3 separate regions of the Homo sapiens genome follow, and regions 2 and 3 are each linked to region 1. A link is an interaction called in ENCODE POLR2A ChIA-PET data of the cell type or tissue named here. Cell type or tissue: OCI-LY7. All regions are shown on one strand. Each heading gives the region's core, and the rest is flanking DNA. Links, peaks and the distances in the headings are about the cores only. Region 1 overlaps LRRK2 (leucine rich repeat kinase 2). Region 2 overlaps SLC2A13 (solute carrier family 2 member 13). Region 3 holds the start of LOC105369735 (a long non-coding RNA gene).

Region 1 (10,203 bases), core at 1,194-9,193:
AATGAAGTCATAACATGAAAATTGTATGTTCCATGTTGGTGAATGTTATTGGTAACCTGAAACTCTTTTATGCTGTAAAACTTGAAAATATATATGTTCAACTGTTTTTTAATTATATTATTTCTTAAATGAAATCTAAATTTTTCTAATTTAAAATAAGCTATATTAAAGAAAAGCAATCTATATATATATATCTCATCAACTTTGTACTCAGGGGCCATTTAGTGTGAAATTCTTCAGATTGTATCCTTTAAGTGGTCCCAGATTATTATGCTGTTACATCTGGAATCTCCCTTTTGTTGCTTTTCTATCTTTTCCTTTGTTGTCTTGTTGTCAGCTATTCCTTCAAACACTATGGCTTTTTAGAATGGAGACTAAACTGCTGCTTGCATGATGCTGCAATGAACTCTTCTGTGCATAAAGTCCTTAAAAAGCTTGTGTCAGGACATTTAACCATGTAATTGGCTGCATACATGCTTGTTTTGTAATTTGGGTATTTTTTAATGTTTCTTTTATTAACTTTTTTACAGCTAGCCAACGTGAGCAAATAGTACAGTGGCAGTCATATTTGCTTGAGTGGCTTTTATTCTTTCATTGTAGACTCCAAATTGGTTGACTTTAAAACGAATTTAGAAGATTAAATTCACAGATAAGGAAGAGAAAATATAAACTATATGACGTTAATTTGATATAATTTGTGGGTTTATGAAATGCTTATTTTATTTAGGAGTGAATAACTCATCTTAAGGCATGAAGATGGGAAAGGAAAACTATACCACTACCGTTATATATGCCACCTAAAAGGGTGAAGAATTGGGTTAAGAAAGGCCAAAAATGACTTTTTAAAATGTCGTAAGGTTACATTTTTTTCTTAGGTTTAAGGAAAAAAGGACAGTTGTTCTTTTCTTCTTCTGAAGTCTGCTAGTTTCTCTTTTCCATTCAAGTGAATGTCACGGAAAGCAAATATCAACAGGAATGTGAGCAGGCCCAGTTTGAAAGCAAACACAAGAGGGTTTTGTGTCTTTCCCTCCAGGCTCGCGCTTCTTCTTCCCCTGTGATTCTCGTTGGCACACATTTGGATGTTTCTGATGAGAAGCAACGCAAAGCCTGCATGAGTAAAATCACCAAGGAACTCCTGAATAAGCGAGGGTTCCCTGCCATACGAGATTACCACTTTGTGAATGCCACCGAGGAATCTGATGCTTTGGCAAAACTTCGGAAAACCATCATAAACGAGAGCCTTAATTTCAAGGTAACATGGTAGGCTGGTAGAGAAATGTAATTTATTGATTCTCAACTGCCTAGAAATGTCAGAAATTTTGAGAAGTGAGCAACTCACTTAAAATTGTGGGTTTTCTTTCCTTGTTGCTGTTAGCATTATTAAAGTCCTTTCCATTTTAAAATTATTTATGCCAGACTTCATTTCTAATTCATAGAAATGGGAACAAAAAATAATTAGAGGAACCTGAGAGAAACTAAGAGACCGTTTCTGGGATACTGAGAAAATGTTTCTGAGAGAGAATCTGAGAAAATGTTTTTGATGCCTTTTCTGATTCAACTTCTTATAGTGGTGATTCAATCACAAGGGTAAAGGTGAATACTGAGGTCTTGGGATCATCTTTCTTCTATTATTCTTTAACTGTTATTTTTCCATTTCCTCTTTTCTTTTGGAATTCCTGTTTTATGGACATCTTGATCTTTTGTGCCACTCATTCATGAATTTTGTCACTGTGATTCCCATTCCAATTTTTTTCCCTCCGTATTGTGAGGCAGCTGTTTTATTTAGTCATGAAGACCACTAACTTGGTTTTCAGCAGTGTCTCACTAATTACTTAGTTCATACAAAATGGGCTTTTTATTTTAGGAATTATGTTTTAAATGTTTAAAGTTATCTTCTCGTAAGCCAAATTTTTATAAAATGTAAATAAATCAGTTATCAGAGAGAACACTTTTTTTTTTAAATACTTGGCAGAAAAAAGAAATCTTCACTGGGTACTACAGGGAGTGTGGTGTAAACTGTACTGAAAAATACCCTTGATAGTTCCATATGACAAACATAATGATGAATTTCACTTAGTCTGTCTTGGCTTAGCTCAATAGCACTAATGATCAAGATACTGGCTGATAAATAGAGTCCTATTTGGCCTGGGCAGTCCCAGCATAATTATGTAATAGTGTCCCACTATATTCTCAAAAGCATTCCAATTTGGATGATAAATTATATAGTCACCTTGGTTATAACTCCATGCTGGCCAGTTAGCTTAGTTCTGTTCCATTTATATAGATTATGTGTGCTTCACTCCAAAACCTAATGAGCCATTTGTAAAAGTGATGGCTTTTGCGGTGCCCAGGGAGAGAATTTGTATGTTTGTATCCTTCAACACACATTTATTACAGTTATTAAAAGGTTTTATTGATGATAGATGGTAATGTCATGTAAAAATGACATATTATTTATTTGTAGACTTTCCTATTCTCTTGTTGGACATGTAATTAGAAACTAATATGACTTAAAGAAAAACAAATACACAAAATTTATTCATCCAATTAATCTCTTAATCCAGGTGTTTTTTTTTTCTGAGACTATACCCATACTTCAATAACTTTGTTGTTACTGAGAATATTTTGAGTTTCCCTTTTTGTCATTGTTGTCAGAGAATGTATCATATCTTTAAAAAGACTTGTTGGAGGATGAGTTTGTTTTGAAAAGGCCTGAATTTAGTTGATGCAAAGTCACAGATAAGATGGTTCATTAAGCTGTATTAATACTGCTTTTGTCTAATAGATATCATTACCAATAAGTCAGACTAGTTTTTCTTTTGGCACTTATAAATCACCTTTGAAGACAACTTTTTACAAGGAAATAAAACAAATGCTTTGAGAAATACCAGTATTATTGAAAGAAAAGTATATATTGCTAATGGATGCAGCATTCTGGCATAATGGTTTGAAAACTCATTTGATTGCTTTGTAGAAGAATGACTCTTTCAGATGACCCAGGGCCTGTGAGCCTGCCAGAACTTGAAAATTCTTTCTTCCCTGAGGTGCTTCAACCTGAATTCAAAGAGCAGCTTTTAATCTATTAGAGATCATTTTTTGTCCTCTCATTTATTTTTCATATTTGCCTTTGATCTTAGCTCTTCTCTAATCTTTTTCTGTCTCAACCTTATTAACAGGTGTCTGTGCAGACACTTTTAAGTTTTGTTTTTTGGCTCAGCCTGTCAGTTAACTGATAATCATGCTGAAAGGAGAAGCAGGACAAAACAGAGTTCAATGCTGACAATACTCCTTTTAATCTTGTCCAGCCCATTAGCAGAGCAGGCATCTCTGTGGGCCTTGAGACGTAGTCCCGTAAAACTCATCCCGTTTCTACTTGATTTGCTTTCTTTGAGAACTCTTGTTTATTTTTATATGGAGGTTTCCTGCCTTGGATTAAAACATAAACCTCAATCTGAAGTTCAATTTCATCTTAATTTATGAACGACTAAGAGAGGGAACATGAAAAGTGGAGGTTAGTGAAATTATCTCTAATTCTCTGGGTTAAGAGATACATGAAAACAGTCTCTTGAGTAACCATTTGCAGGTAAATATGGAAGTAATGGTTATGGTTGTCTCTTTAAGTTTTTAGTCACAAGTAGAAAAAGACCAAGTTAATTTTTTTCTGTGTGTGCTGAATTTCTATTTGTAGTAAGTGTAAGAATTTAAGCAGAAATTCTGATTCGTATTTTCAGATAAAAAGAATATGTAATTTCCATAGGTCCAGAAATAGGGAGAGTTTGCCATCTGGTGGTTCTTAACGGCACTCTGGATATTATTAAGAGTTGCATTTCTATTTAAAATTATATTTTAAAAAACGTTTGGAAGATACTTTTATTGTAGAAACTATCCTCTTAGGGCCATTCTTTAAAAAAATCTTATTTTATATATTTCTCATTTTGTTGATAGTGATTAGATTCTAAGAGCAACAGAACAATGATCATCCTCTCCTATCAGAATCACTGATGTTTAGATGATTTCTCATTTTCCCAAGTTCAAGGTTCCATGAAAAACATAGCTTGAGTGGGATTTTATGTCTCTGCGTTTCACTGTTGATATATATGTCCTCCCAATATAACATTTTACAAATAACCAAGCACAAAATTTAATATTTTACCTTGAATATTTAAAATATAATAATATCCAAAAGCTCTTGTAATTTGTACTGATATCTTATACTAGCGTGTCTGTTTCACATTAAGTTTAATGTCTTAGGATATAAAAAATCTTTTTTATGGTTAGTGATTTATCTTGTTTTTTTTTCCATGGAATTTCTGGATAGCGAGATAAATATTTCCATACTATTTTATTTGATATTTCCAAATTTGCCTCTGAATCAACAATTTTCCTATTTTAATTTCATTGTACTTGTTCCTTACAACCTAAATAGCTTTTTATTATATTTTGATTTTATTTAAAAATGTACTTCTGAATAATATATCTGTTTCTGTAAAAACTGTTAGCACTGAATTTGCCAACCATTTGACAAATACACAAATAAAATAGATTTTTACGGCTTGTCATTTGTAATTTCATAGATCCGAGATCAGCTTGTTGTTGGACAGCTGATTCCAGACTGCTATGTAGAACTTGAAAAAATCATTTTATCGGAGCGTAAAAATGTGCCAATTGAATTTCCCGTAATTGACCGGAAACGATTATTACAACTAGTGAGAGAAAATCAGCTGCAGTTAGATGAAAATGAGCTTCCTCACGCAGTTCACTTTCTAAATGAATCAGGTTTGTGTTTTTCGTTCCTTATTTTCAAAGCTCAGCTGTAGTAACTTATAAAAGTGTTTCTGAATCTTTTATAGAATTTACATTCAAAGTTGAGAGAATATCCATACGGTTCTTTAATAGGCCACTGATTTTTTTCTTTTTGGAAGATCATCATGTGTGTTCATGACAAATCATGTATCATGTCATAAGAAAACAAATTTAGAAATCACCTAGGAGTAAAGCAGTGGAAAGAGTCCCTGAGTGGGAGTTAAAATATTTGGGTTCTAGAACTTGTCTTTACTATTCAGGAGCTGTGGAACCCTGAATAGTCAAATGACATTCATAATGTCAAATGAGTTTAGTGCATGTGAAAGTTATTTTTATATTGCAAAGGGGAATTATTGTTGGCATGGTCTAACTGGGACGCTTGGAGAGTCAATGGCTCCCTGAGATGATGCAGCTTCTGAGTGGAAGATCTAGCTCTCTTGCATCAAATATTGATCTCAAAGATGAAAATTCTCAAAGCAACTTCAGTGCTAATTGTGTACTTGATCATATTACCTTGCTAGAAATGTGTGAGTTGTTTGATAGTACTAGAGTAAGTGACTGGGAAGCTGCTTTTGATCCCTAGATTCTGTTGTATAAAAAATAGCTTCCCGTGGTTTATGATCTGTTCCTTTTCCCCATCGTTCTTAAGGTATGCTGAGATATGCTGTGTTTCTTATCTGTATTTGAAAATAAAACATGTCTTTGTAGTGTGTATTCAGCAAGCGAAACAGAAAATTATGAATTTCTACTTATGTGTGAAATATGCTCTGTAATGCATGTCAGTGTCTCAAATATGCTTAAATATGATCATTTTATGTAGTTTAAAAATACTCCATTATAATATTGGAACTTTAGACCATAGGATGCACAGCTTCTAGTCCCAGCTCTGTCACTAGCTATGCTGAAATTTCTTCACCTGCAAAATGAGGAAGTTGGACTAGATTTTTTCTAAAGCCCCTTGATATTTGTTCTAGATTCCATGTTTCACTGTTTGATGACTTTTTACTACAGGAGTCCTTCTTCATTTTCAAGACCCAGCACTGCAGTTAAGTGACTTGTACTTTGTGGAACCCAAGTGGCTTTGTAAAATCATGGCACAGGTTGGTGTCTTTTATTTTTGTGGCACGGGGGTTATGGTCAAAGCATAGAACAGATGGCGCCCAGAGCATTGAGCATTTTAGAATTTGGGTTTAGTTAAGGCAGAAACTTTTGTGAATTTGGAAAACTGTGGAACATTTCACATAGAAGACTACTTGAAGAGCTTCATGGAAGAAGGAAAGATGTCTTGAGTTCACTTCCATGACTTGGTTTTCAAGCCACATACAGATGTTTGTATCACTCTGCCCCATGCTGCTTTACTAGATCCTGATGATGTCATTGGTTTGGTTACTGAATTAGTCAATTGAATGATGGCTTTGTGGAAATCCTTGGGGTAAACACATATAAGAAAATTAGGTTGCTGAGCCTGTGAAACCTCTATCTAGATAACATGGAGGTGAGTTTTGACTTAAGTGAAATGATCTGAGCTTTAAATGCTTACGATTTTGAAAACTTTGGATGGCCTTGGTTATAGCTATTTTTTTCTTATATTTCACATGGAAAATGATTTTTTTCTCCAAATGATAATCCATTACCAATGAGTTTAATTAGTTATAATAATCCATCTCTGTAGCTTTGACATAAAAGACCATTTGAGCAAAACATACTACCTCAGGGCTTTTCAACCCCAGCATGATGACATTTTGGGCCAGATAATTCTTTGTTGCACATTGTAGGATGTTAGCAGCATTTTTGGCCTTTATATTCGAGACGTAAGTAGTATCCTCTAGCTGTGACAAGCAAAAATGTATCCAGACATTGCTAAATATTGCTTGGAGAATGTGAAAAATTACCCTAGTTGAGAAACATTAAGCTACTGATTTGTTGATGAGTAAAATTTATAGTTTTGCATGTGGCTGCCCGAGTTCCTAAAATTATTATATATTTTTATGTTAGAAATATCTCTTCCAATTAAACCATAAAGGTAATTAAATTCACTCAGGCAGCCTTGAATAATTGTTCCTAAATTCCATCTAAGGAAAAAAAGGAAGCTATTGTGAAGAGAGAACTCAGTTGAGGCTAAATCCTGTACCATGGAACTCAAGAGCATATTGAAACATTGCAATCAGCAATTATTTGCAGTGTGTCAGTTATTACTATTTTGGTAGGTATTTTTAAATTAGATTTTCAGCCTTCTGCACATATGTCATGGATAATGTGATTTTACTCAATTATTAAATGATAATGGAGACAGTAGTGTGACCCAGAGCACTTACTTGAGCATCAGCTTGACCTACGTTTCAGTCTCTTTAATTACTTATTAGCTCTGTGAAATTTCTTAATGCATTAAGCCTTTGTTTACTTACTTTTTAAATAAGGAAAATAACAATTATCTTCTATATTGCCTCCCTGGTTCAGTGTAAGTGAGGGGTAAATGTTAGCTAATTTTATATTGGATCTATTTGGCAATTTAAAGAATGTTAATCAGGAAATTTTAAAAAATTCAGAACTATAAAGAGGTACTTACGTAGTTTTGGAAAGTGTGTCATGTATGGGGACAAATAAAAAAGATGTGTAGGTAGCTGCATCCTGTACAGCAAAGGAAGTTTTAAATATATCCAGCAATTTTGTTGTCCTAGCTGGCGCACAATAGTTATCAGGAGGTAACTCAACTCCACATAGTCAAGGAAAAGCTAAAGTTGCTCTCTAAAGTGGTGTGTTTCCATGTCACTATGGAACACTTGAAGTTGCACACATGTGAACATTAGGATGGGTATATCTTATACAGTAGAATAAGGAAGAGGTTTGCATCAGAACTCCCCTTTTAAAAAAATGCAGATTTTCACTATGACTGCAATAAAATTCCTGAAGATTCTGTGGAGTAATTAAGTTGAAACTCCATGAAAGTTCTTCTCATTAGCATAGTTATAAATATGATAATTTAAGTAAAAATTAAGTTAATTTGAGCCACTCAAAGTTACTTTTAAAGACAGATTTAAAATGTCAATAAAATGATAATTTAAATTTCCGATTAACCTAAAAAAGAAGTGCCATCATTTTTATTTATGCCAATAAATTGAAATATAATGTCATTTTATCACTAAGGTTTAAAGGAAATGAAATCTCTAAATAATCAAGTGAAACCAAGAGCAACTTGTCTGACAGCTATTAGCAAAAATAAATAGGAGTATTCACCTTCATGAATCAAGGCAAGGGCCGGAATAATTTCATGGTGCAGAAGCTCTAATGAGCCCACCCACTCTATGCGCCCCGAGCTGTTAGGTCACTAAACTTATTAAAAAAAGGTACCATTAAGGCAGGGAGAAGTTTACAAGACTCATTTAACTGTATGATAAAAGAGATATGAAAGAGACCTATTCAATTAATCAGGTGGAACATTAAAAAGCTTACATGGCAATTTAACCTTGATAAAAATACATGGGAGAAATACAAAGGAATTTGGAAAATTCTCTTTCCTTGAATAAGGCATCAGTTAGCTATTCAGGTTATGAGGTTGAAGGAATGTTAGGAGCTCTTTTAAAGGTGATAAAGTCAAGATAATGTTGCAGATTTTATTCTTATGTAACAAACCCCCTCGAAACTTGGAGGCTTAAAATGTGAACAATTTATCATTTCTCGTTCTTCTGTGGCTTGACTGGGCTCAGCTGCGTGGTTCTGCTCCACATGGTATTGGCAAGGGTTATTCACTTGGCTTCATTCATTAAACTGAGCTGGAAAGTGCAAGAAAGGTACATGCATGTTTTTGGAGTATTGGTGCTTCTCCATGTGGCCTATCATATGGCTAAGTTGGGCTTCCTCGTGGCACGGTGATCACAGAATAATTAGACATCTTTCATGGTGGCTGGTTACCAAGAGAAATGAAGCAGATTTTTTCTGTCCTCTTAAAGGCTAGGCCAAGGACTGGCAAAAATATTAATTCTGCTACATTCTAGTAACCAGAGCAACCACAAACCTAGCTCAGATTAAAGGGGAAGGAAAAGAGACTCTATATGAATAGCACCTATGTATAGGGATGGAAATGATGTGTCCATCTTTGGAAACTTCCACTATAAATAGTGGTAGCACGCTATAGATCCACTAGGAAAATCAAGCACAAACTCTTTAAAAAATAAGTGTATCTTAGTAAAATAGATTAGAATAACTAGATAATAATGGCTAACATACATGAGGTTAATATGTGCTTTTCAAAGATTAGCTCATGTAATTCTCACAGCAACCTTTCCAAATGGTACTTTATTAGCCCCTATGATACAGATGAAGAAATTGATTGACAGAGAGGTTGAATAATTTATCCAACGGTACACATTCAGGAAGAGGTAGAGTTAGAATTTCAAACCAAGTAGTTTGACTCCAGGGCCTATGAGTTTATACATTCATAGGGCTGATATTCAAATGAGAGAAGAGAAGTAATAAATAAACATATAATATGTTGAGTGGTACAGAGTGCTACAAAGAAAATATGAAGTGCAGTTGGAGATGAATTGTCAAAAAAGGTCTTAGCACTTAAAAAACACTAAAACAGCAAACAATTCTCTTTACCACCTAAACTGTAAGAGCGATCTGGAATTGCTATAAAGTACACAACATGGGAGAAGTCTTAAACAACAGTTTTTATTATTTATAGGCCCATTGCACACTGTCATTAAATACCAATATGTTCAATCAACCATGCATTCATTGATTCAATAAATACTGTACATACAAAATAGAAATACAGAAATGGGTAAGACAAGTCCTTGGGCCTAAGGACTTTATAACCTGGTATTTCACTCAACTACATGATAGCATAAATAATGTTTGCTTCTGTTTAAGTATTCCTTAAACATTATAGATCTCCCAAAGAAAATTAAATACAAACCTCTTTTTAAAGTGAATTTGACAAAGCAAAATAAATTGGAATATATAGATAAATATGCTAAAATTTGTCATATGTACTTTGCGTACTTTACATGTGTTATTTCATTCTCAGGGCAATCTAAGACAGTCACTTTTATTATCTCATTTTATAGAGAAGAAAGCTGTGCAGTAAAGAAATCAAATACCTTTCCCAAGGTTACAGAGCTAGTAGTAGAGCCTGGATTTGAATCTGGGTTCTGACTGATTTTTAACTGCCATGACAAGGATCAAAGCTCAAAGTGTGATCTCTGTGTTAGAAACATCGGGGTTGCTCTTTAAAAAAGCCGATTCTCAGGCCTCAACCCAGACCTACTGACCCAGACACTGCAAGTAGAATCCATCAAAATGCAGTAGTTACTTTGAGAATCATGAAACTCTGCTACACAGTCTGTCTTCCTATTCATGGAAGTCCTCTCCTAGTATATAAATGTGAAGTAATATTTC
Region 2 (10,203 bases), core at 1,450-9,449, 260 kb before region 1:
AACGCTTGAAAGCAGAACCATGAGGAAGAAAGGAGTTAGCTTTTGAATAAGAAGATTTGAATCTAATCTCTGCCAAGGCCAAGTAATAGCCATGTGGTCTCAGGCAAATATTTAACTTCTCTAAGCATCAAGTTTTTAATCTGCAAAATGAGAATAATACCAATTCCACTAACCTGTCAAGATTTTGGTTAGGATCAAATGGTATTTGCTACCAGACGCTGAAACTGTTCATCACTATAATGCAAGACCAGTAAATCTGGGACACTGGGTATTGTAGTATAAAATTTAATATTAGAAACTTGAGGTAGAGTTTCAGAAGCAATAAAAGCCAAAAAGGGAAATAAAACAAATTTAAAATATTCAAATTATTTGAAGACTGGGGACATCTAATGTGAAGATATATAAAAATATGAGTATGGAAAAGAAATTTTACATGATATATTTAGACCCACATTTTCCTTCAGATTTTTCCTTAAGATTTTTGAAACATATTGCTATAAAAGTGATGAGTTATCTATTGTTATAATTATGAATAAGTTATCAATTGTTGACAATTACAGAGTCTAAAGTTAATGCTAAGGTAGCACTTCAATTTTTATTTGCTTATAACCACATTCCTATTAGCCCAGGAGTCAGATGAGATAAATATACTGATAAGGATACTAGATAACAGAAGACAATAACAGAGAAAATTCACCTAAAAAAAAGGAAACATGTTTGCATGTGTACATAATTAAATGTGTATTCATGCAAAGAATAAATTGGGTTCAAAACAATCTGGTTGTTAATACTTTGGTCTATATATCAACGGGAGTTAGTTTTCCCATACTCTTATTTTATTTTTTCATCCCTAGGCAATCCAGTATTGCCAGAAAAATAAACATGAGCATGCTAATTGGCTTTACTGCAAATATATGTCTCCAGCTTCAGCTGGGATTCCATGGTTACTTGGAAATCATGTGTTGTCCCTAGTCTTTTCCTTCTCATGCTTCCCACAGCAGCAATACACTTTAAATCTTTTTTTCTCTAGTCTTCTGCCCTACCATCTTGAAGCATCATTCTTGCCAATAAAGAAAACAGATAACACAGAATGTTGATTTTCCTTCAGCCTCTCTTACAACATCGATAGTAGCATCCATCTTTTACTCAATTCATCAGAACAGCAACTAACAATGTGATTCTTCATTTATTATCTGCCATGTGCCAAGTGCTACGCTAAACACTTTACATATAATAAGTAATTTGGATCCCACAATAATCTTATAAGTATTTCTGGTTCTACTTTATAGAAAAGTGAAGCTCAGAGGGGCTAAATGATTTGTTTGGGGTTCTTATCTAATCAATGGTAAAAAACAGATTTGAATCCAGGTCTGTCTATGATGTCTCCTTGCCTCTGCAAGGGGGTTTCAGGCTTGTCCCAACACCTCCGCTTTTACACGGGCACACCACATTCATAAATGTATTGTCACTACTGTGAGATCTTTCTCTTTCCTAACCAGGACTGAGAAAAGATTTCTTAATTGTTATGCGTAAGTGAAAAATGTGATTTATGCAACTATACATGCTATGCATTTGAATATATCTATATTACTTACATTAATAAAAATTTTTAACAAAATATAAATTGATGATTTAGAACTTCTTAAAGACATGTAAGTTGAAAGACTGACTTCCATTGCATTTACAAGAAAAACTCAAAATACCAGGTTATACTGAAAACAGTTATCGTCTTTCCTCTTTCTCTTCATCTACTGAGTAGAAAAAAAAAAAAGAAGAAAGAAACTTCCTGCTTCAGTTTAGCAACATCTGCAGACACAACAACCGTTTTTAAAAACTGTGTCCTCCCCTTAATGGTCCTTACAAATGTAGGCCCTCATTAGCTTCAAAGAGTTTTCTCACATGACTTTTAATTAAAACTTCACCCATTTAGGTCTTTAATGGCTCATCCTAAGCCACAAGGTTTATCGTGCTTCTTACAAGCAGTTTAATTCCCTGGGTCCACATCATATTGCACCTTTTTCTTTCTTTCTTTTTTTTTTTTTGAGATGGAGTCTCGCTCTGTTGTCCAGGCTGGAGTGCAGTGGTACACTCTCAGCTCACTGCAACCTCCGCCTTCAGGGTTCAAGCGATTCTCCTGCCTCAGCCTCCCAAGTAGGTGGAATTACAGGTGTGTGCCACCACACCTGGCTAATTTTTGTATTTTCAGTAGAGACAGGGTTTCACCATGTTGGCCAGGCTGGTCTCAAACTCCTGACCTCAAGTGATCCGCCCACCTTGGCCTCCTGAAGTGTTGGTATTACAGGCGTGAGCCACCACACCCAGTCCACACCCTTTTTTCTTCTACTGTTGAGGATTAACATCAACACTGTAAAAGCCATGCAAACAAGGGTTTGAGTTTATATTGTTGAATATTCTATTCCCCAGTATCTACAGAGAAGTAAATACTGAATAAATATTTGTTCTAATAAGTAGAGGCAAGAAAACAAGATAGGCAATATTGTATAACCTCTAATGCCTTTTAATAAAATTTCTCTGGAACAGTTACATGAGTACTATAAAGATATCAAAATCCAGAGCCCATAATATCTTTTAAGCTTTAACATAAGATTTTGTTTTAATAATAGTTTGTATTTATTTTAAAGCAGTTTTAAAACCACTTTTGTCATTTATTGATTCAAAATAAGCCAAATATCAAGGAATAATTTGTATACTTTAAACTCATGTATATCTTTTTATAGAGGTATATTTTTATCTTTAAACACTACGTTTCTTTCAGATCAAAATGTAGCTTCCAGAATGCAAAAAGGATGTTAGTTATATCTGTAGTTCATAAACAGCTTGTCAATCATTGTAGAATTCATGAACTCCATACATATTTATCACTGCATTCATTTTTAAACAAATATTGCAAAAGATTGCACACAGTGTGAGAAATGTCACCTAAATGCTAAAAAAGCCCTGTAAATATCAATTCTTAATGGTAGGTTCCTTGTCTATCATCAAAATAAATATCAGCTTCCTGTCCACTCTCAGTTTTGCTGAATGTCACCTACTTATAAATTAGCAATAATGATTCAAAACACACAGCTATATTTTGACTATGATTTCTCAATTTTTCTCCCCTTCCCCAAAATCAAGATTTGAAAAATTAAATGTAAAAAGTATTTACAAACCTCCATCCATCCTTCTGGAGATAACTGAAGGCTCCATCAACAACACTTGCAAAGAACTGCCCTCCTGTGATGAAGAGGGTATTAATGGTGACTAATCGGCCTCTTAAATTGGGTGGTGAGACCTCCGCAATGTACACTGGCACTGTCATAGAAGCAATGCCTATAAAAACAATGAAAAGTAAATGTGAGACATTTACTCAAGATTTCTGTTGCAATAAATACTAATGCTAGATTTAGGCATACACTTACATATATGGGCTTGGTTTTCTACTTTAAGCAAAGGTTTACCACATATTTAAGATTTTGTTCATAACTAATTTGGGGCTACTGCAGACAAGTAAAAATGTATGTGAGATATCATTTTTCTTATTATCACTTGAAAGCCTACAAATGAAAGCACCCCTAAAGACCTAAGATAATTTCAGAGTGCATATAAGTATGCTTTATAACTTCTTGAGGACTAAAAATAGCAAAAAAAGTTCTCTAGATAGAATGATTACTGAAATATTTTTAGTCTATATGGAAATGTAATCAGACAATAGTGAGAATAAAAAATTATCTTAGGATACATATTAACTATTCAAAGACATAGTTAGATGCCAGTAGATTTACTAAACTTTTAATTGGTTTACTAATAAGAAATTCATATAATAAATCACCTTATTCAATTGGCTAGGTATACATTTCAGAATAAAAGAGTTTTACAGCTAAGGTGTATTTGATTATATTAGCTTTAAATTTTTTTCTATCTGAAATTAATGCAGTATTCTCTATGGCAGTAGTTCTAACTTCACTGATAACCAGAATTACTCATGTGACTTTTTTCTTTAAATAAAATTGCTCTTACCTCACCCACCTCAGACCTACTAAATAGAAAACTACAGAGGTGGGGGATGAGATTGTCCTTTTAAAATTCTCCAGAGTGATCTTGACACTTACTGTGTATTTAAAAACCTAAAGTTGTATAGTACAGAACTTTAAGCCAATCCAAATGATTTCTTAAAGTCTCACCCTCTTGTGGCCCCTGCAATTTCCATGTATGTCTGATTATTTAGCCTATTTTAGTATTTAGTATTATTTAGCCTGTTATAGTATTCAGCCTTACCCAAAGGTTGGACAGATACTGATTTGCTGTATCTAATCAATACTTACCAAAGCCTCCATAAAAAAAAAAAGATTGCCTAAAAAATTTAATGTTTATATCTCTAGATACTATAAATCAATCCTTAGATTAAGCCAGAACATCAATAAAATGAATAAAACAGATCTATATAGAATTGCTTTTAACTAATTGCTTTTTAACGAATTTATGATGGCAAAAAAACAGCTTGTGTTGAAGGAATCAGTACTAAGAAACCTGTTGCTGTGTTTTCTGTACAAGTGCTGTTGAAGGTGCTATTTATTACATTCCATACAGCAAGTGACATTTCTCTATGGTCTCAGTAACTGCAATAGTTGTGGTTTTCTACAGGTGATTTTTGTTAGTTGATGGCTATTATAAATTGCAGCTTTTTTTCATTTCCCTTTTTATGTACACAGTCAGAAAGGCCCACCTCCATCCAATGTTTTGGACTTCAAGGTATTATTTTGTGACCCAAACTCTCTCCTAATGCCATAACAGTTGTAATTTATCCTATTATAAGTGTATTTTTCCTCTATTTTTATTTGCTTTGTTACATCTTTGAACAAGGCAAATAAATACATAGATGAACAGATAGGCAAGATTTATTTAAGTAATACATATTTATTTGGGAAAATTCACTGTATTATTGCATAACTACTGATAAGTAGTTATTAAATTTGCACACAAGTCAAACCATTAAGTCTCAGAACTAGATACTAATTTCCACCAATGTTGTTTGCTACTGTAGTGCCTGTCAATAATCTTACGACTTTGAGTTTCATAGAATAATAAGCATGTGCTAATAGACACAGTATTAACAGTCTTCACAATTAAATCATCACCTAAGCAGCTGAAGTTTCCATTTGACTGCTAATCAATTTAATAACACAGACCACCCTGAAATGCCCTCATCTAACTTGGAAAGAGGAAACAAACATCTGCTGCAAATGTTGACACGGGATTTGTATATTCTCTTTAGTTCTTTTACTATTAGAACATCTCAAACTTTCATAATTCAAACAATAATTTACAACTTGGATTTCTTTTTCTGCTATGGTCTGACTATAAACAGGAATTTGGTTGTTCTCTTTAGACAGAGATCTTTATTTAGCCATGTAGCCCCAGATTTGAGCATGGGAAATCAGGACTGTGGTTTTAGGCAACACATGCTCATAAAAAACACATAGATTTTACTTGACAGAAATGCAGGTATGTCCTCAGACCCTGATAAAGTTCGATTATTTAAAACAAACACCAGAGCTTTGAAAGTAATACGTACTGACAAAGGGTAAAGATTGAAGACAGACTCATTGGATTTGGAGTTGGAAAGAACCATGAAAGACCTTCTGTCCAATGAGTGCTCTGGCTGACTTAACACTGCAACAACTACCTACATTCAGCAGATATTTTATAGGGACTAATAATCTTATTTAATCCTCAGGATATCCCTTTAAAGGGCATGTAATTATCTCCATTTTTCATACCTCAGGTCACATGATGAGTAGGTAGAAGAATCAGAATTTAAAGCAGACAGCAAGATTCTAAAACCCAATTTTGATGGCACAAACTATATTGACGGATCATCATAAGTAAGGGAAGGCTCTGGAACCAGTGGGTTTCAATTCCAGCCTTGCCACTTATCAGCTGGTTAAGTTTGGACAACTTACTTGACTTTTCTGGGTCTAAAGTTCCTCATCTATAAAATAGGAAGAATAAAAGTAACTACTTCATAGGAGTTGAGAGGATTCAATGAGTTAAGTAAAGCACTTAAAATTGTGCCTGGCTTACAGAAGGTAGTCAATAAGATCAGCAATTATTTTTATTCTTATTATCATCTCTAGTTATGAGGCATCCCAATTCTTTCTATAGTAGGTGACAGGATTATAAGGATGAGTACAAACAAATAAAATAGGGTCCCTGCTATGAAGGAAAGTACACACAAGACCTACTCACAAAAGCATACAATCAAGTAAATAACTTCAAAATAACATGGTAAGGGTCATAATAAAGCTATACACTGGATTCTACTGTGGCAAGCTGACAATGACCAGGTGGTAGTTGGAAAGGTTGGGCAGACAATTCTGCACAGAACATGAGCTTAAATCTTTATATGAAATGACACGGGGTTTTCTGAGAGATAAATAGAAAATGTGAGGCGGAATATGTGTGCAGATAAGATGGGAGAGACAGAGGGCGCCTAAGTCATGGAAGCAGCATCCATTAATCAGTGAGTATTCATCAGACACTGGATCTGAGCTGGGCACTGTGTTTAGCACTTTGGAGATAGTGCTGTAGGAGAGAGACATGAGCTCTGTTCTCGTGGAGCTTAGGGTCTGCTAGTCGAGTGGGATGGGTATTGCCAAAGGGGAAGTGTGAGGAACATCAGACTATAGCAAAGGGACCGGCCCAGCCTGAAGAGTCAGAGGGGCCTTGGATAGAAGTCATATTTAAGCTGAGATGTAGTGAATAAGTAAGTGAGAGTAGGTTGGAGATAGGGGAGAGTTGGGAGGTACTGCAGACAATCAGATCAGCTTAGGTAAGGGCCTTCAGGCAGGACGAAAAGCATCCTGCTGAGGAAGGGGTGGCGGACTACTTTTAGAGAAATGGGCAAGGATCAACCACAGTGTAAAGGATCTTAAAGGCCAAATTAAGGGCTTAGTGCGCAGAAGCCTCTGAATAGGGTAGAAGAGGAAGATGCATGATCAGGTTCAATGATCAGGATCAACTAGATCATTCTAGTTGGAGTACGGAAAATTGATTGCAGGGAAGCAACACGTACAGTGGCAGCAATGGTGATGGACTGAAATGAAGAGATTTGAGAATTATGTCTTTGGTATCTAGGTTAAAGAGAATATGAATAGGATGTGAAGGATAAAGAGAGAAGGAAGCTGAGGATGATGTTTTGATGTCAGGAAAAAGCAACTAGGAGCATGATGGGCACTTTGTACAAAGATAGGGAGGGAAAAAATGAAGTTTGAGTACAAGATAATAAGGTCAGGTCATAGATGGAATTGAGTCAGAGGCACTTTGTGAAATATAGAAGTAGATAGTAAGTGGCCTGCTTGATGGTGTGCTGGGAATACAGATTATTTACATGTGAGTGGTCCCACCCCCTCCCTGTTTCCCCTACCCAATAAGGTCTTCGCCAGAATAACCTGTCTCCTCCTTTATCCTCAAGGGAGAATTTGGTCTTTGTCAGTCTAGTTCTTGAGCTTTTATCATGCTAAGCAAAAAAAGGGTGGAGAAAAGAAAACATGGGCAAATCATGAGGTATATTGGGAGAAGTTAAGACCAAAAAAGACAAAAAACAGTTGTGAGTGAGAGTCTCGGGGTGAGTCTGGGGAAAATGGGAGCCTGTAACAAAGGGAGTAACCCTTGAGCAGGGAAGTGAGGAGATGACAGCGATTTTAAGAAATAATGCTGATTTGTAAGCTACATGCTATTATATTCTTCAAGAGAAATAAGTTAAGAGCAGTTCTGCCTTACTATTGCTTTTAGTTGCTGGACTATATTTCTTCAAATGCAACATCAAACTGACATTCGGCCAGGTAGGGCTTGGGAGTTACACAACTAGGTGGAGCTCAAAGGATGGTACTATGGGGACAATGCGCATAACTGAAACTACGGAAATGGATAAGATCACTCAATGGCATACGAGAAGAATGCTTAGAATAGAATCCTGAAACAGTCCAACAATTAAGGGACTAGGAGGGGGAACTGAGAAGGTTCATGACGAGCAAATATCTACCTTACCTTTCAATACTATGTTATTTTTAAAGGCTTTCTATGTTATCATTTTGTCTTATCATGTAAAATCATCCTATCAGGCTGGGCGCAGTTTGTTCATGCCTATAATCCCAGCACTTTGGGAGGCAGAGGCAGGTGGATCATGAGGTCAGGAGATTGAGACCATCCTGGCCAACATAGTGAAACCCTGTCTCTACTAAAATACAAAAAAATTAGCCAGGCATGGTGGCACATGCCTGTAATCCCAGCCACTCTGGAGGCTGAGGCAGGGGAATTGCTTGAACCCGGGAGGCGGAGGTTGCAGTGAGCCAAGATGGTACCACTGCACTATAGCCTGGCGACAGAGCAAAGACTCCATCTCAAAAAAAAAAAAAAAAAAAAAAATCCTATAAACAGGCTGGTGGAACTGATATAATTTATTATCCCCCTATGAAAGGTAATGATGCCCAGCCCCAGAGACAGATATAAAGAGATTTTCAGAAAGCCACATGGCAAGTTAATGTCAAAATGGGTCTCACAGATCTAGGTCCTCTAACCTTTGTAATGTGCCATTCAAGGGCTGGGTGTCATGCCTATGTGATCCTTTGGAAATGTCTTAGAAACATTTTATTTTTGACCTTCTTACTTTGACTAGCATACATAAACTTCTAGGGGCAAAAGAGTCTTCTCTCTTCCCTGCCACTATTGCCTGCTAAGTGACTTACTGCCACCAGACATCATGTTAAAGAGCTTGGAACAATTAGTAAGAAAAATGACAACTGAGTATGATTAATTGTATAATTTGGGACTAGGCAAGTTTAAACCTTAAAACCGCTTTATGAAACTGGGAAAGTAGGAGGATCCGTGCTCAGTCTACTCACATCTGCCCAATACGCACATGTTAGGCACAGGGCCTGTTAACAACTCACCTTGCTGTTAATAAAAGCAACCCATGCAAACTATAATTTATGGATTTCTAAACATGGAGCTCACTTGTGGAAAACCTTGAACATGAAGGCTTTGTCACCCCAAAATCTACTTTCCACTTTGGGAAAACAAATGGAATTTTGTCCCTCAACAAAGCTCATTATTCTACTTAAGAAGGGATGGTTAAGTAAAACTACTGCTTAACTTTAGAGTCTGTTTCAAATCACTATTATGTATTTGTGTAATTCAGCCCTTGATTTATATAAGCCACAGAAATATTCAAATAAATGAGCAAAAATTTCTCCTGTTATTTACCTAAAACCTGTTTTAAAGAAAGAAAATATATCAAGGCTCACATTTTTGCTCTGGTACTATAACTCAAAGATGATGATTTGAGATCTTCAAAATGAAGAGTTAGGTGCTTTAAAAATGAATGTAATGAATAATATTTAAATATGATTTAAATATTTAAAGTTCAGGAGAGTTCTATGAAGAGCTTTTGATTTCTTTCCTATTCTAATCACTAACCAAATAAAATAAAAGCCTGATAAAGAAAAAACAAGTTATTAATAGTCCATACTAAACTCACACATTGAAATTAACACAAGGAATATAATGGTATAAATTCCTATTAACAGCTTATTAGAGTAAACATAACCACAAAAATCCATGTTGGTGTTATTTCTAAATATTTTGAAAAAGCTCAGTTTCTTAGAAAATTTCCTACAAAATTATAAGATCTACATCAATGAACACTCATTATCGCACTTGGCTTGAGAAGTTTCACCAGAAAACTGCATCTCAGACACTGCAGTGCGACCGGATTCACACACTACCACACTGCCAAGCTGATTCACCATCTCAACAGCACAAAACGCTCTGGAGTGCAGAAGTTGGCTTTCAAAAACGGCTGGAAGCCCTTTTAAAGGCCTGAGTCAGAAGTATAAATAATTTCATAACCAAATACCATTAGAAAATCCTGTTGTGATAGATAAATACCCATGAATCACAGCTGTCTCTCAGCATGATAAGCCAGGCAACAACTAATTAGCTTCTTAGTAGCACATGAAGCTACCTTTTAATAATAATGCTTCTTGAACAAGAAGGATTATGATGTTCTAATTTCATTTTGCAAATTATTGCTTTATCATCTCTAAAGAAATACTTTTAATAAAAAGAAACAGAGTCTGTCAAAGGAATCAGAATCCCTCGCTGTGGTTGTTTTGGTTTGGCTGTCTTGCTCAGGGCTGATAT
Region 3 (10,203 bases), core at 983-8,982, 110 kb before region 1:
TATTATCAATTTTATAGAAGAAAATTAGTATTGCCATTGCTGTTTCATTTGTATTTTTTGATTACTTGAGAAGATAAATTTTTTTCGTATTTTTAACTTAATATTCTGATAATTTCGGTATATCCTGCCCCATTTTATTTTCTGATGCCAATTTTTTTATTGGTTGCAAAAGCTCATTATGGAATGAAGATCTCACCTTAGTGCACATGCTGCCCTGTCTCCATGTGCAAATCTTGCGCAATCTTCACTTCTTAATTGCTACTTCTGCCAACTACCCATCCCTGCTCTCTTCAGTTCTGGTTAAGAGCCCCCTACTCTGTATTGCTTTGCATCTTTATATAGTAATTGTTTAATTGACATTTTTTGCCTATTAGGTTGTGAGCAGAACTGGAATGTACCCAAATAGGGCCATGTAAGTTTATTGCCCAGGGGTAAAAACTGAGGCTAGCTAGTGGAACCTGAAATCCAGCCCTTCTTAATTCCACAATCTGCAATCAACAGGGGTGCCTTTTTCTCTAGCTCCCTCAGAGGTACCCTGTGGACGGCAGCAGTCCTGGGAACTAAATCTATGTTTGCCATTGAATCTTTAATTCCTACACAGCTTTGGCCAAAACTTAATACATGTTTGTTGAAGAAAAGAAAGAAGGAGAAAAGGAAAAAAGAAAAGATAACTTTTTACTCATAGTCTGTTTTTCAAATATATTCCCTCTGTCCTTTGACAAATAAATTTTAATATATTTTTATGTACTGACTTTAATTAATTAATTAATTTTTCTTTCACGAATCAGGCACCTCCAAACCAGGATAGGTTCAGAACGGCTCCTGTAATTTAATTTTTAAAAATTCAACTAAATGTAATAAACTTTCTGGTGGGCTTTTAAGACATTTGTGCTCAGAAAGCACTTCCACATTTTTTTTTTTACAAAGTCTCATATCCCTCTGGAATTTAAAAAGATGATGTTTATTTTAATATGGTGAGTAAAGTTGATATCCTTTTCCAATAATTTGTGAGTTTCTTCAGAGCTATTTACATAATAATCAATTTGTTCCCTATTGATTCATGATGTTTACTAAGTTCCCATGTACGCTAAACTGTTTTAGATCTATCAATTCTGTTTCATTGCCTAACAATATTTGCAAAAATTGCCTATTCTATTATTTTTGTGATATAATATACCTTAATATCTTATAAAGAAAATCTCCTATAATTTTTGTTTCAAAATTTTCTTAGCTTCTCTAGATGAATTTTCAAAACATCATGTTTAATTCCAATAATGATAATACAACCAGTGCCACCTTCATTGGAATCATGGTAAATTTGGGATAAATGTTATGGGTCTTTATCATATTAAATTTTTTGGTTTAGAAATGTGGAATAGCCATCTATTTAAAACTCACCATGTATTTGAATAGTTTTATGATGTTTTCTGCATGTGTGGATGTGTATGTATATGTGTTTAATAGACTCTGACATATTTCTTGTTAGGGCAATTCCTAGAGATTTGTGTATTGTTTTGCTTTGTATTTTTTTTTTTTTGAGACAGGGTCTCACTCTGTCACCCAGGCTGGAGTGCAGTGGCACGATCACGGCTCACCACAGCCTCAACCTCCCGGGCTGAAGGGATCTTCCCACTTCAGCCTCCTGAGTAGCTGGGATACAGGTGCATGCCACCATGCCTGGCTAATTTTTGTATTTTTTTAGAGACGTGGTTTCACCATGTTGCCCAGGCTGGTCTTGAACTCCTGGGCTCAAATGATCTATCTGCCTTGGCCTCTCAAAGTGCTAGGATTACAGGTGTGAGCCATCATGCTTGGCATTGTTTGGTGTTTATTATTTTGTTGCTATTTATATAAATCACTTCACCCTATTTATTTACACACTATTGTTGTTTTTCTGCAAATATTTTAACAAAAGCTTCTATTCTACCACTTTATTAAGGTCTGTTACTAATTCTAAAATTTTCGTAATCATTCTGTTAGATTTTCTAGAGTCATAAAAATATACGTTGCAAATAATGAAGCTCTTTCAAATAATTACTGCTCTCTGTTAATCTTATGCCCTTACCAGAATTTCCAAAGGAAAGCTAGGTAACAATCTTTGTTTGCCTCATTAGACACTGAAGCATGTTGCTAATGACAAATTATGTGAGTATCTGAGTTCCTTGAGAGCAGAGCTCATGCTTTTTCCTTTTCTGAATCTTCAGCACCTGTCACAATGCCTAGAATAAAGGAGGTGCATGATAAAAGTGTATCTCATCAATAAGCTGGTTCAAGTGAATGTCTCTAAGGTTTTCCCATTAGTTATTATCCATGTTAAGGGTATATCTTCTTATTCACAAATTTATGAGTTTGTATTTTAATTAATGCTACCTAATTACAAGAGTGGGAATTACTAATACTGTTTTGTTATATGTTTCTAGAGGATTATTCTCACTAAATATAGATACTATGTATGTTCTTTTTTATGGATATGCTTTACAATAAAAAGTTATGCCAATAAAAACAAACCTAGTAAGTGCTATGTTCATGATGTATTCAGTCTTTGAAAGTATCTATAGTTAACATGGAGGTAAAGAATTATATAGCTTAGTCAAGTGACACAGGTGTATAAACATTAGTTTTTCTTGGAATTATACCAGGCATAATAAATAACAAAAAACATTTTAAGCATATTTTTAGACATTGTACTAGATATTTTACCCATATTACTTTTTGTTATTGTTGTTAATTTCATCAAAGGACTGGGATAAATAAGTTTTGAGAGTTTAAAAGTATTTTTAAAATGTTACCATTAGACCCACTTTTGTATAATTGCCATCAAAGGAATCATAATTTTTCAGGTGGCTAGTCACGGTGGCTCATGCCTGTAATCCTCATCACTTTGGTAGGCCGAGATGAAAAGACTGCAAGGAGTTAATGACCAGCCTGGACAACATAGCGAGACCCCATCTCAAGAAAATATTCCCAGGTAAATCCAAATCGATTTCTTTTAGACAACTGTGGTATAGAATTGTGACTAGTGTATTATTTTATGATCTCTTTTGTTACATCCTTAGTGTCCAATAGGATTTTTGTTGCGTTTGCTTTATATCTGAAATTCTGCATTTTAATTCAGCTACACAAATAATGCATCTTTTCAACAAAACTCAGATACAAATAATGTTCTAATATTGTTATTTATTTCCATACAGCATTAATCTCTAGTAAGTCTAACTTCGCAATCTCTTTTCTCACTTTTCAATACACCTCTAGCTTCCAATTGTTTTGCCTAGAGACTTTAAGGCCTATGACTGCCAGAATGAAAGATTGTTACCTCTTTTCCCTTGCTTATTAAGGTAGGAGGCCATGATGACGCACTTTTCTCAATCTCTTGGCTTTAAATGGATCTTACCTTGGGAGAGTTACAGTGAAGGCATGAGTAATTGCGATTTAAAGTTTTGCTTCTGTGTCATACAACAATGCTGCATCATGAAATGTTGAGTCTTGTCTCTTTTCCTGGCAGATGGCCAGAGGGTGTGATGGCTCCTACCTGACTGATACAATTGAAATCAAAGACTTGCCAAGTTATACCAGCAACTCCAGCAAAACTGTGAACTTACTGGCCTTGGAGGACTATGGATTGAAACACACAAAACATCTTTGGCTGTGCATGCCCTTCACACTGGCTGCCTAGTCCCCTCACAGAAGATTGTACCATGTGGTAGTTGGCGTAAGAAACCATTGTGTATATGAATTTTGTCATGAGGACCTAGTGGTCAGCACTCTTGCACATTACAGAACAAGGAAAATATAGTATTTATAAACTCTTCAGCAGTCCCTATTAGGGAGCCCAAATTCAATTCACCTAAACGGGAAAAGTGCAAATATAACAAAGGATTAGATCAGTTATCAAGCTAAATGAATCCTAAAGCATATTGCCTTCTAAACTAATTTTATTCAATACATAGCTTTAAGATTACTATGTAGATGGACTTTATTTTTTTCAATTAGCTTTGTGCCACTCAGGAATACAAAAAATGTTTCAGATATCTTTTTTAATCCATTGTTTGTTCCCAAATATATATAAACTTCTTTCAATTTTAAGCTATAATTCTGTTGCACACTGTGAATATAAAGTCAGCTGAATCATAATGTCTTGTTCATCCAGCTTCTGTGAACAGGTAGACATTGACTGGAATCTTTCCAAGCCCTTGGAAATGGAAATTTTTAGCTATTGGTTAAGGCAACACTCTTTGCATCTGAAGCAGTGAATACGATGTTAATGCTTAAGCTATCTTAATTTTCCAAATGCTAATGGCATAGTTGAAAGTGTTAATAATATGACTATATCAGATCTTGACTTTAGGGGGGCTTAATTTATCCTATCCTTGAGCAAACCATCTGGCATTGCTAAGCCCAAAGTTGCCTGGGCCTGTGTAACACTGGGTGGGTTTTAATTCTTTTGTCTAGCCTAGTAAATCATTCAATATGGTTAGTTTTTGAATGCCAGCTTGTTTTCAAAACTGAAATATTAAGAGCTGATGATATAAACCAAAATTGAAACTAGAAGAAATTTCTCCTTCCTTATTTTACACAGAAGTGGGCTGGAGCTGCTGCAATCACGGGGATGTCTGATATTGCAACAAAGGAAGCAAAACAGAGCTAAATGAATCCTGTGCAATGAGGAGGCATTTTCAGGTAGTGGCCAGAAACTAGAAACTGCTCTTTTCTGGTTAAAAACGTTTGTGACCCATAAAACCTTCTCACTGCTTACTAAATAGCACAGTTCTGAGATACAAACCAGCAAATTTACAAATCACAATGCTTTTCCTGCTGAATCAATAGCTGTAGCAAATATATATATGTAAAATGCAATGGAAAAATGAAGACCTCTTTAGAAGCCTGCAGAAAATTTATACTAGATATGAAAGTTTGAGCAATCACGTAAAAGCCCTAGTCCCTTAACATTGCTTTTAAGGTCATCAGTGTCCTGGACGTTGGTGACTTCCCTGCACCCATTTCTTCACTCCCCACCTTGAACTTCATGTTTAACTCTTATTTCTTCCAGTACTTAGTGAACACTGTCTTCTCTCTAAGCCTTTTCCTGGAGGAACATTCTCTTGTCTGACTTCCTAAGTCTGAGTTAAGTGGTCTCCTATGTCTCCTCTAATAAACTTATTTTACCCTGTCATTATTCTTAGTGCACTTATTTAATTCCCTGTTTACTAGCTTATCCTGCTTCTAGGTTACAAGCTCTGGCATATCTGTTCTGTTCACCATTGTATCCTGAATGCCTGGCACTTAGAAAGCCTTCAATAAATACTTGTTGAATGGCGTTCATTGCAGAAGCACTAAAGAATTTTTGCATGTTTTTACATTAAGAAAAATCTTAGTAGCAGGATCAGATCTCAGTCATATAGTACACTCAGTTGTGCAAACATGATTCCGGTAATTTATATTCTTTAAATAAACTGAATTTTAATTCCAAACTACTATTTCACTAGGATGTCAAGAAATTTCATCTCAGTCATTTAGGGGCCAGATCCTTCCCTGGGATCTCACAGAACCAGGGAGGTTTATATGAGATCCACGAAATGGCTGAAAGGGCTCCACTGTCTTTCTGGTACTGCTCCTAGTCCACGCATGAGGAAAGAAGCCCTGTCAATCTCTGCTCCTAAGCTACACAGGGTTTCAATAATCTGAGCTGCTTCTGGGAAGCCCCTGCCCAGAGCCCTGTCTTCCTAGTTATTCCTGCAAGGAATTTGCTCTGAAGCCTGGTCACTGCCACGCCTTCTCCAGTTCACCCTACCTTCATCAATTCTGACCTCTTTTTTGATCTTAGAAAAATTTTACCTCCTCCACTTCCTTCTCATTTCTCCCCTGAATGTACCCTCCCCCTTTCATTGGCACTTAACCTTTCAAAATAGGACAGGCCTTAGAATAACAAATGCCAGGAAGGCATCTTGTTCTCAAGCCCCATAAATCTCGGGCAAGAAACATAAACGTCATGGATAATCAGTTACAAATAGGAAGTGGAAGGAAATATACAGAGAACAAATATCCAAAATAATTTTTCAACAGAGAAGACAACTACAAAATCCTGCTACTTCTCGATTTCCTTATGTAAAGATTTGGCCAGATGGCCCAAGATGTTAATAATGTTAGATACAGGATTGGAGATACTGCAGATGGGCAAAGATCACAACCACTTCCCTCAGGCACAAGCTAAAATGGGTACCAGCTTCTAGAAGCATTTGGAAATTAACATCTAAAACACACTGTTTTATTTAAAGTTTACTTTTCCTCTTTTTCTTTCTCTTTTGTATTTATATATACACACATATATATCAATCATATGTGTATGTGTGATGTTTGCATACAATAAACTTACATATATACATGCATACATATATAATACATGTTATATGTAAGTATATAGTATAACATATTTATTTTGTATTTGTTTATTGTATATTAAATTATATATTATATTTATATAATATATATGTTAATAATATTAGATAGAATTTGTATATTACATAATATTGTATGTTATATAATGTGAAAGGAAAATATCTTGTGCCCCCAAAATCACTAAGGTAAGGGGAAAATTCAAGCTAAGAACTGCTTAGGGCAAACCTGCCTCCCATGCTATTCAAAGTATTCCCTTTGCTCACTGAGATAAATGCATAACTGATTGCCTCCTTTGGAAAGACTAATCAGAAACTCAAAAGAATGCAACCATTTTTGTCTCTCACCCACCTGTGACCTGGAAGCCCCCTCCCTGCTCCAAGTTGCTTAGGGAAAAAAAATAAAAATTAAAAAAAAAATTAAAATTCAGATTATTACATCTGTGTATCTCTTTGTATGCACTTTCAAAGTACTTATGACATTGAGTTACAGGGCTTTGACTCTTGGGTCCACAAAGGGACACCAAGTCCTGCTAAATTTTAAACACTGACAGCAATTAAAGCCCCATCTTCAGGCCCAGTACAAGATGTCAATCAAAATAAACTGCATTCCTGAAACATAGAGCCAGAAATTAAAGCTATTCAACTCCTCAAGGCCCAGGGACTATCATGGAAAAGGTGGGTGTGTGAGAATGTAAGAGTCAATCCTGAGTTCAGTTTCTCTATAAATTAATCATTAATGTCAAAGGCACACTGATGCAAGACCAGCATATGGGCCCGTGTCAGATTAACAAGGTTTTCTTGAAGCATTAGCTGACTCTTAAATAAAGTTTATAAAAGGTTTATGAAAGTTATATCTCATGGTCAAGATTAAAATTTTGTAGATTGTTTATAAAATTTTGAAAAACAAATTTAATTGGCTTCATGCTGTTTTTATTAGGGCTTATTATTTGGAAAATTCAGTCTCCTCTCAAAGAATGAAAGTCTTTGTCTCTCTTTTTGAAATTTTTGAGTTATCACTTTTGTCAAATGAATGACTTATTTTACAATGACCTGTGATATCAAGCATTTTAATCCTTTGATATTTCATAAACTGTCCAAAATCAAACTATAAATTATGTCTTCTGATCTAATTAATCCTTTAAGATATTAGGTCCCCTAAAGTCCAATAATGACATAATTTGCCTTATTTGATATAAAAATTGTACAGGAAACACTGTCAAATATGAATGGTTTTTTGTTGTTGTTGTTTTTGAGACAGAGCCTGGCCTGCTGTCCAGGCTGGAGTGCAGTGGTGTGATCTCGGCTCACTGCAGCCTCTGCCTCCTGGGTTCAAGTGATTCTCCTGCTTCAGCCTCCTGAGTAGCTGGGACTACAGGCGCCCACCACCACGCCTGGCTAATTTTTGTATTTTTAGTAGAGACGGGTTTCACCACGTTGGCCAGGTTGGTCTCAATCTCCTGACCTCATGATCCACCTGCCTCAGCCTCCCAAAGTGCTGGGATTACAGGCTTGAGCCACCGGGCACGGCCTGTGTTTGATTTCTTTAGGCTGTATTTGTATAAATGTGTTATTGGTATGCATCCCCAAATCATGGGAAACTCCTATAATTCTGATATAACTTGGTGTACATTATCAGTCATAATTTTTATTGTTATGTTAAATTGTTGTGTGGCACAGAGGTAACAAATTTGCTTGTCAATTGTGTCTTTAGCTATGGCTGCCATAAAACCTTTTGTCATCTATGGACAATTGTTGTCTTATTTTGGTCCTCGTTAAAAGGTGACTTTATAATCAGCTATAGAACTCTAACAGGTGTTCTTAAGTGCAGATTTCTGTTAACTTGGGAGATTGTGACATTAGAATAGAGGAAAAACTTTCAAGACTCTCATGGACAACCGAAATTGTTCATGAATATCAAGCAGAATGGGAGTAAACTGCATGAACTGAACTAATAGAAGACTAAAGTAATCTTTTTAACTTTTTGGTTAAAAAGTTGCTGATCCTTTGTTTTGTTTTTCAGAGTCAAGAAAAATTTTCTTTTAAGCTCTTTACAGCTTTTAACAAGTAAAGTATACTCCTATAAACAAAATTTGAAGTATATTTGTTTCTCTCTACCTGATTTCTCCAGAATTTGGAAACTATTTGTGAGTGTTCTTAACTTACAATAACACAGTTATTTGTATAAGTGCAGTGAAAATCTGTTTTCATTTATAACAGGACGCAATTGAAGAAAGTGGTTATTTTACCAAGGCTTTAACTGGAATGGTGTGATTTCCTTTAAGGAATCAAACTTGACTTATAGAGCCAATAAAAGCCCCTTGGAAAAACTAGCCTCATACCTTTTCCTACACAGCTGCTGCACAGGGTTCCTGACCTGGGGTAGGTAAAGAATGTCACTTTCTATCAGGCCCAGGAGCCCTGGTTTATCATGGAACTTCAAAAGGAGAGAATCATCCATCTCATGGGTATTTAATGGCACAAATCCATGGGTGGGCTCAACTTTAAAAAAGTCTTATCTGAGATTCCTCCTGAGGAACGCAGTTCCCTCAAAGCCAATTTAAAAGCATATGTAATAAATAATTATTTTGCTGCACTGTATGCAAATAATTAGGCCAGGTATAACAAAGCAAACCAGCTCTACCATGATTCATCTTTAGTAAAAATGGGAAACTGGAGAGAGAAATATTATGTTTCAAAACTATAGTACACCTGTTGTTAAATTCTAGTCTTGCCTAACATTTTTAAATTTTTATTATTTTCTACAGTTTGGACAGAATTCTAAGTTTTCTTAGCTATTAGTGTGCAAAATAATGTTTTCAATTTTTTTCTTTTTTCCATTTTTCCTTATTTGAAATTACTAAAAACTAAGATGTTCTTTCATAAAGCCCTGCAAACTGAAGCTAAACAACTTAAACTTCAGAAGAAAATAACAGCAATCTGTTTACATACATAAGCCACTTTCATACCTGCCTATCAACGTATGGACTTCAGAGTAATGTGGCCTACATTTATCTCTCACCTCTCTGTGACCTGGAAGCCATCTGCCTGCTTAAAGTTGTTTCACTTTTACTTCAAGTTGTCCCGCCTTTCTGGTCCAAATCAATGTTCATTTTACATATGTTGATTATGTTTCATGTTTTCCTAAAATGTATAAAACCAAGCTGCGCTCTGACTACCTTTGGCACATGTCATCAGGACCTGACTGTCTTAGTCCATTTTTGCTGCTATATCAAAATTCCTTAGACTGGGTAATTTATTGACAAAAGAAATTTATTTCTCATAGTTTTGGAGAAATCTATGTACCTTGTACATAGCAACAAGATCAATGTACCTTGTTGCTGTGTTCTAAAATGGTAGAAGGGCAAGAAGGGCCTTGTTAGTTCCCTTGAGCCCTTTTATAAGCCTACTATTCCCATTCATGAGGACGGAATCCTCATGGCTTAATTACCTCTTAAAGGCCCCATCTGTTAATACTGTCACATTGGGTCTTAGAGTCCAAATGTATGAATTTTGGGGAGACACATACATTCAAATCATAGCATAGGCCCTGACTTTCTACTCACTGATTCATGAACCCTGTGGGCTGGCTTCAGCCCACACCACCCTTCTGTAATAGCTCTTGGCAAGAAAACCACTATGTCCCTGCCACTAACACTAAGAGACATGGTGGCACATTAGCTCCTGGAGCTTATTTGTCCTTACAAATGTCCTTTTCTTTCCATTCCTTAAATGTTGGTATCTGCTATGGTCTGAATGTTGATGCCCCCTAAATTCATATGTTGGAACTTGATACCCACTGTGATACACCACT

Evidence for each region. Peaks named below come from ENCODE experiments on the same cell type or tissue, not always from the same donor. Only the 100,000 strongest peaks of a DNase experiment are listed, where the experiment ranks them.
Region 2: POLR2A ChIA-PET joins it to region 1 with 6 read pairs; 2 of 35 experiments call an interaction of 5 or more read pairs at or near these places.
Region 3: POLR2A ChIA-PET joins it to region 1 with 7 read pairs; 1 of 35 experiments calls an interaction of 5 or more read pairs at or near these places.

The regions. Positions count from the first base shown.
Region 1 is chr12:40,309,398-40,319,600 of GRCh38, forward strand. It overlaps LRRK2 (leucine rich repeat kinase 2), which reads left to right. Exons shown (of 51, transcript NM_198578.4): 31 at 1,034-1,252; 32 at 4,575-4,776; 33 at 5,815-5,903. Among named protein-coding and RNA genes, the nearest start is that of MUC19, 79 kb to the right of the region's middle. In OCI-LY7, for the core only: CTCF peaks have their summits at 3,777 (motif pointing left) and 3,977; DNase peaks (open chromatin) are centred at 3,734, 4,724 and 5,734; H3K4me3 peaks cover 1,221 bases; H3K27ac peaks cover 2,717 bases.
Region 2 is chr12:40,044,878-40,055,080 of GRCh38, forward strand. SLC2A13 (solute carrier family 2 member 13) reads right to left here. Exons shown (of 10, transcript NM_052885.4): 2 at 3,174-3,333. Among named protein-coding and RNA genes, the nearest start is that of SLC2A13, 56 kb to the right of the region's middle. In OCI-LY7, for the core only: no CTCF peak of the experiment used is centred there; a DNase peak (open chromatin) is centred at 4,624; H3K4me3 peaks cover 708 bases; H3K27ac peaks cover 1,089 bases.
Region 3 is chr12:40,204,289-40,214,491 of GRCh38, forward strand. All of the region lies in intron 1 of LRRK2-DT (LRRK2 divergent transcript), which reads right to left. LOC105369735 (a long non-coding RNA gene) reads left to right here and starts at 3,233. Exons shown (of 2, transcript XR_007063560.1): 1 at 3,233-3,335; 2 at 3,503-5,170. In OCI-LY7, for the core only: no CTCF peak of the experiment used is centred there; DNase peaks (open chromatin) are centred at 4,623 and 8,493; H3K4me3 peaks cover 815 bases; H3K27ac peaks cover 664 bases.